Regions from separate parts of the Mus musculus genome. Here region 2 is linked to region 1. Evidence: chromatin contacts called from ENCODE Hi-C or POLR2A ChIA-PET data. All regions are on one chromosome and are shown on one strand. The core of a region is the stretch at or near the end of the contact, and the rest is flanking DNA. Distances in the headings are between cores, read along the strand shown. Region 1 overlaps Pvt1 (Pvt1 oncogene). Region 2 overlaps Pvt1 (Pvt1 oncogene).

Region 1 (3,553 bases), core at 530-3,029:
ATAAAATAGCAAGCCACAGTGACGTCTGTCTCATAGGATTGAGATTTTTCCTTGAGTTTATTAATATAGCCTGGTCTACAAAGTGAGTCCCAGGACAGCCAGGGCTATACAGAGAAACCCTGTCTCGGAAAACAAAAACAAAAACAAAAAAAAACAAAACAAAAAAAAAAAATATATATATATATATATATATATATATATATATATATATATATATAAAACAATTGAATGGTATACTTTGCAGCATCTCAGCAAGACGAGGAGGTAAAGCCAGAGAACCAAAACAAGGCTGAGTAAAATGAGCTGAGGCCATTGGCCATTCCTTATTATCAGGAAGACATAGGTGACTACCTACCTTTCTCAACTTCTGGTCCCTTCCTCCCTCCCTCCCTCCCTCCCTCCCTCCCTCCCTCCCTCCCTCCCTCCCTCCCTCCCTCTCTCCCTCTTTTTTCTTCCTTCCTTCCTTCCTTCCTTCCTTCCTTCCTTCCTTCCTTCCTTCCTTCCTTCCTTCCTTTCTTTCTCTCTCTCTTTCTCTCTTTCTCTCTATTTTTGAGACAGGGTCTCTAAGTAGTCCTGGCTGTCCTTGAGCTTGCTATGAAGGCCAGGCTAGTCTCTAACTCAAAGATTGTCCTGCCTCTGCCTCTCAAACACTGGGGCCAAGGGTATGTGGCCACCATGCCCAGCCTTAAGTGAATGACCTGGATGCTCTTTGATAGTGATCCCTCCAGGGGCTTGGCCCGCCTTTGCTCTAATATAGAGCATGCTCTTCAGCTTGTAGGGCAATGCTCTTGTGACTTTGCCAACCTAGAGGTTGCTGAGAAAGAAAGCAAGTTTCTCACTTCTCCTGGAAGTCTGTATGGAAGAGCTGCAGCAGGAGCTGCACAGGTCCCATAAAGAAGGAATAGAATAGAGGGACTCTGCGGGAGGGGAGGGGCATGCTGATGTAGAGGTCTCCACAGTATATCTTGACTCAAGCTGGTTGTGACAGAAGCTTTCTGTAGGGGTGTATTTGCTGGGCTGAGTAACCAAAGTTGAGTTCTAATAAATAAAGATGAATGAAGAAGGAGGGAAATGTGGGAGGTTGGGGATGGGGGTGGTACAAGATACTCTCTGAGTCTGTGTGCCATTCAGAGTAATTTACACTGGGGGTCCCATTGTGCCCTTGGGCCCAGGCTCTATTTTGCCCCTTTGTTCCCTGTTCTATCCTAGCAGGGATGCTTGCTGACTTCCTGGCCATCCCCACCCCTTCTTGGGTCCTGGATCCTGCTTCCTTTCTCCCCCGCTTCACAATGATCTCATCCCAGCCGGGAAATGGGACTTTTGTTGCCCCTGCCTATTTGGCCTGGCCCAGTGTCAGGCCCATCACGTGCCCCTGCTGGGATACCGAGTGTATGAATCTCAGGCAGTGGGCAAGGCTGGCAGGGGAGGGCATTCCTCTGGACTGAGCTGTGCTGGTAGCTTGGCACACCCCCCCCCCCCCCTTCTAGAAGTGACTCAAAAGCTTTTCTGCATGCTCTTCTAGTGGACTGCTGAGTCATTCTCTGAGTCACAAGTGGTACAGCTGTGTACTCAACAGTGAGCCCTTGTGTGGGACCCAGATGGGCTGTCCTGACTCTTGGGGCATTTAAAGGCAGTTCACACTGGCATTTGACCCTCTCTGTCCTCCTCAAGGACTCTTTTACCCTGATTCCTTTCTAGGCCTATGTGTGTAGGCTAGGGAGTGATACACACCTCGGGCTGCCAGCTAGGATTCAGAATCCAAAAGTTCAATTCAAGTCAGCAGCTGGCTGACAGGCAGGGAGCCAGGGCGGTGATTAAGCAAGCTGGGGCAAGAGTGAAGTAGGGCAGATTCCTGGGCCCTAGGTGCGTCTCAGGAAGATCAGCCAACTTTCTTGTATCGTGCGTGTTTTGGGAGCATCCTGAAGCTACCTTGAGAATTCAATCTTTTTTTTTTTTTTTTTTTTTTTTTTTTTTTTTTTTTTAGTGAACAAGTGGAAGAATTCTTGTGTATTAAATCTCACTGTCCTTATACCCATTTGGTGTTTGAAGGAATGGGGTCTAGTAGATGATACCAGTTCAGAGGCAGAGTGAGAAGCATAAGTCAGAATATCAGAGTATCTAGAATTTGATGCTCAGACCTGCCTGACTCAGTTTAGCACCCCTCCCCCAAACCCCCACCCAATCTGGTTGCCTCGAGTCTTCCTCTTAAGGCAGCTGTCCTGTAGTGCAGGAAGCCAACTCCCAAGGTAAAATGTCTTTAGACAAATAAAAATGTCTTTAGAAGGCCTAGGCTCTCTATGGGGTGAGACTGAATGCTGAGGCCCGATCTGGCCTCTGATAGAGGAGGGCTTTCAACTGTTGGGGGCAGGGAACAGCTAGGAGCTTGGCAGGGAGGACTCTGTATATACTGTATCTGTCCGGTAGCACTGGAGATAGAGCCCTAGCTGACCCTGAGTGGAAAGATGGTTGGTTGCATAGTTGTGCTAGCACAGGACATACTGCAAGGGTTTGGGCTCTAGAACTTTTCCTCTGCTCATGTGGCTTTGGTGGAGTCACCTCTGCCGGCTAGTGCTAGTTCTAAAGCCTAACCCATCCTTTGGGAAGGAGTCTGTTTTATGGCTTCCTAGGTAAGGCTGATGACCCATGTGTTAGTGCTGATGTGAGCCACTTGTGGAAGTGGTCCAGTGTTCAGCCACCACTTATCCACTGGGGCCAGATGGGCTAGACCTCAAAGATCTGTAGGGCAAGATGGAAAACAGTCATCCTTTGAATTCACCAGGAACCTCATGACTAGAGAGATGATTAGGAGGCCATTGTTACCTTCTATGGAAGGTGATGAGTGAGCTGGAAAGAGCTTTGGGTATGGACACGCTTCGAAGGCGGGCATTTTGAATAGTAGCATAAAGGCAGATGGTGATGGGGAAATTTCTAATAGAGTGTTGCTGTAGAACAAGGTTGTTCCCAACCTTCTGATCCCCCCTTCCCTGTCTTCCTAGTGCAGTTATAGGCTATGCCACCAGATTTCTGGTTTTGATAGAAGCTTTCAGAACTCTCTTGTGTCCAGGAATGATTCATTTTCTAAGGACATCATCCAGCATTGGGGCCTTTCAAAAAGGATGGCCATGTGAGTAGTTTTTCACAAACTGATGTACAACAGTTGCCTCTGTGATCTGGACCTACCTTTTTGATCCTTTCCTTTTTTCTACCTCGGGATTCATTTTTAGTGACACTATAAAAATATATCCTATTATGTTTATTTTATTTATGTGTGCACGTATGAATTCGTGTGTGGCAAGGCAGTGTTGGCTCACGCCTTTAATCCCAGCACTTGGGAGGCAGAGGCAGGCAGATCTCTGAGTTCGAGGCCAGCCTGATCTACAGAGTGAGTTCCAGGACAGCCAGGGCTACACAGAGAAACCCTGTCTCCAAACAAACAAACAAACAAACAAACAATCCGTGTGTGGTGAGTGCTTGCATGCATTTATTTATGCCACAGTGCACGTGTATAGGTCTGAGGACAACTTTCAGGAGTTGGTTCTCTCCTTCTACCATG
Region 2 (3,553 bases), core at 469-2,968, 39 kb after region 1:
ATTATCATCAGGTTACCAATTTACAAGTGACCTCACAGAGAGAGGGTCAGGAGCTTGCACATGAGATGGGTTAGTCCTTTTTCCAATGGGAGCTCCTTCCTTGCCCTGTCCTACGTACCTAGTCATAACTATGTAGGTTGTTTTTGTAGCTTCCCAGTCTTCCTTGATTAACCACAAGATGGGGGTGAGCTGGGGGGAAGAAATACCCGGCTGATGCTTATGGAGTTAATTAAGATTTTCCTGGGTTTCATTTGTTCTCCTGGTTAGCACGAAGATAAATCCTCCAAATGGCTGGGAGGGTTTCGGCTGACAGTGCATTGTGAATTCACATAGCATTTGCATCTTCCTGGGGATGATAAATGTTTAGATAACGACAAACAACGGGGAGGGGGAAAGAGAAAACTGGGGGAATTCAGGTGGGGCTGATCAGATTGGCCCCCCTCCGTGGTGTGATGAACCAGCGATAAACGGCTTAACTGACATATCTGATGCCCTCTGCTTCCCATGTAAGACTGAGGAAAGTGGCTTAGTTTTGTTGTCTGATGAAGCCAATGCCTTCCTGATGCTTCTGTGGGCTGATGTGAACCCGGTTCTCACATATATATCAAATGGCATGGTGTCTGGGTGGACACCAACGTCCAGGATTTTACATGTTCTACTTTATTGGACATTCCCAATGTGCCAGTGTTCGATTTAATTTTCCTAGCAGTTCCAAAGGTGAAAAAGCTGTATAATCGTCATCCTGCAAGTGTTGAAATGGAAGATGGGAGGGGTCCAGTCCCCAGCTAGCACGCACTCTAAGATGGGATCCCTTCCCTGGGGCTTCTGGACACACCTTTCTCCATCATCTGCTTGCTACCCAACAAGTGTCCACGTTTAGTCCGTAGGTGGCAGGTTGCTGCTTCCTGCAGATTCAGACATCAAGGGCCCTCAGAAGACACTCTGACTACCAGCAAGAGGCTGGATACCTGAAGCCTGTGGAAGTGACAGGGCCTTTTCTGTTTATAGTCACTGCTCTCCCGCAGTCTCTGGAAGTCATAAACCTAAGCCAGCCAGTGCTCAGGAGGATGACTGGAGGCTGTGCCTTTTTGTCTGCTAGGGGACAGTGAATGCAGGTGTGACAGGCAGGGCTGGTGGAAGAGGAAGCTTGCTCCTTGCTCTCTAGTTCAGACCGTTTTTCCTGGATTCCTAGCTGATTACATGGCGCCTCCAATGATCAGATTGAGGAGAGGAAGCCAGAAAGTTCTGGCATTTTCCTACTAAATCCTCACCAGTTTAAATCAGCACCCTGTCTAGTCCCCCCCCCCCCCCACCAACCCATCCCACTTGAGACAGGGTCTCAGGTACCACAGGCTAGCCTCAAACTTAATGGACAGCAGAGAATGACTCTAAGCTTCAGCCTCTATCTCCTGGTTGCTGTGATCACAAGTTTGCACCACATAGTCTGGTTTTATTAGGTGCTATGCATCGAATCCAGTTCTTCTGGATTTTGTACTGAGTTACTTCCCAGCCCAGAAGGACTTCTTTTGAATGATCACCTCAGCGATTCTACATGTGGGGTAGCCCAAGCCGCAGTCTTACTGAGGGTGTAAACAGAAGGGGAGGGGTGTGTGTGTGTGGGGGGAGAGTGATAGCTGAAGAAAGTACACATTCCACACCCAGCCCCTTCCTGACTCTGGTTCCCTGGAACTGCAAACAAGGAGCTGATTCACATGGCTGGCTCCGGGGCCCCCCTCGCTGGAGTTGAGAACCTGTGCCTTCCACTGACGGGGAGGAAATTCCATTTCAGTTATTCCGTGCTATGAGTTGCTCGGGGCATTCTCTATCTTGATTTTTAGGGCTGCGTCATCTTTTTGGAATTCGCACCCCCCTCCCAGTTTTCTTTCTTTGGGTGATATATCGAGGTGAAAGCTTAGTACAAATCTACAGGGCACAGTCATTCTCTGGCATCTAGGGCTTCATGTTTTTCGGAGGCTGGTCTGTTAGGGGCATGGATGCAATTGCCTTCTCCATCTTCCCACATCCATTTCTTAACCCTTCATGGGACTTCCGATGGGACACTCTATTTTGGAGGGCTGCAGTGTGTTACAACTCTTGGAAAGACTCCTTGAGGTGTAGTAGAAGAGGCCACCACCGTCAGTGTCCCAGTGAAGAAGTAAGGAACGCTGTCTCAGAGGTACACCAGCCTCATCACCAAAGCTGCCATCCAGCAGACTGTTCGGCTAGTTTCCTGACTCTTCCAGCTGATCCCCGTCTCCACCTGATCTTGGTTTCACACCTGCCACAGTGTCTGTAAATCCCCTTCTGGCTTCCTTGACAGACTCAGCTGCTCTGCCTCTCAGCTCACGGCCACTGTGTCCTTTTCTTTGAGGTGTCCTGTCTCTCCCATGAGACTGAACATTTCCGGGGAGAAGTGGTAGCTTTGGATCCACTGCCTATTCAGAGCCATTTATCTGGGGTGAGTTCATGTTTGCCAAAGAACTCTCCAGAGCCCTGTTTGACACTTTTAAGTGTATATGAGTGTGTACTAGACTACACAGGCCATCTCTTCCTTTTCTTCTTCCTCTCTGCGGCTGTTTCTGATCCAGAGTACCACTGAGGGAATAAGTGGCTGCTGCCCCTGTATTCATAGGATCATTCCCAAAAGTCCTACCTCCTGCTCCTCAAATTCAATGAAAAAGCAGCCATGTAGTTATGAAGGTATTTGCAGAGATGTGTGGGTGTGGGGCATGGGATGAAGGCAGAGTGAACCTAACCTGGCCATTTGTAGCTTGTGCTCTGGTAGCATAGGAGTCTAGATTCTTTATTCTCCAAGCTAATTTAGGAGATTGGTTCAAGGACCATGGAGGAGATGCAGGCACAAACAAGTTCAATATGTGCAGGGATCTCTGTGGGGTGAGGGACAGCTGATCACTGAAGCACTCAGTAGATGCACACAGGATGGGACCTTTCACTGTAGTTCTGAGCATGGAAGACATGTTTATAATCTGCCTTTGAGATTGAAGATCGATCTAACTCGTGCTCCATAGGAAATTCAAGGCCAGCTTGGATAAATTGACATCTAGGCTTAGGGGGAAAAAAACAATAGGAAGGAAGGAAGGAAGGAAGGAAGGAAGGAAGGGAGGGAGGGAGGGAGGGAGGGAGGGAGGGAGGGAGGGAGGGAGGGAGGGAGGGAGGAAGGAAGGAAGGAAGGAAGGAAGGAAGCTGAAGAGGGGCTTTAGGGGTGCCTTTGTGATTCCTCTTAAGGGTGACACAGACAGAGACCAGACATCTGAAGGGGTAAGATATTATGAAAATTTTTGATCAAAAGTTGTAGAGAGACACACAGGATGCCTTGTGTACTTGTAGGACGGGGGTAGCCGAGTTCTTTAAAAGCTAACAGAACACAGAGGAACAGCCAGGCCTCTCTGAGCTGTGCTGAAGAGGACCTGGAGGTCAGATGTGGGGTCAGAATGCAGAGCAGTGTGAAATCCTGACCTGAAGCATTCTTCAGCAAGCTGAAAAAAAGGCAAATTTCCTTCCTGCGTTCTGTTTATTAGTCCCTTCCTTGTCC

What was found. A loop is a pair of places that touch in the nucleus more often than their neighbours do. ChIA-PET counts read pairs that join two places held with the same protein, here RNA polymerase II (POLR2A).
Region 2: a loop to region 1 is called in a map of T-helper 17 cell, with 2.3 times the contacts of the local background. The contact joins two enhancer-like sites. A Hi-C loop is called at or near these places in 2 of 37 maps with a recorded cell type or tissue (T-helper 17 cell and T-helper 2 cell). POLR2A ChIA-PET finds 5 or more read pairs at or near these places in 3 of 5 experiments (Patski and embryonic stem cell).

Annotation. Positions count from the first base shown.
Region 1 is chr15:62,078,039-62,081,591 of GRCm38, forward strand. The region is part of intron 1 of Pvt1 (Pvt1 oncogene); the gene reads left to right. Among named protein-coding and RNA genes, the nearest start is that of Pvt1, 42 kb to the left of the region's middle. Within about 2 kb of position 1,780, at least 2 of the 3 ENCODE cell types and tissues checked have a DNase peak (open chromatin) inside an H3K27ac peak, as active enhancers do.
Region 2 is chr15:62,117,458-62,121,010 of GRCm38, forward strand. All of the region lies in intron 1 of Pvt1 (Pvt1 oncogene), which reads left to right. Among named protein-coding and RNA genes, the nearest start is that of Pvt1, 81 kb to the left of the region's middle. Within about 2 kb of position 1,719, at least 1 of the 3 ENCODE cell types and tissues checked has a DNase peak (open chromatin) inside an H3K27ac peak, as active enhancers do.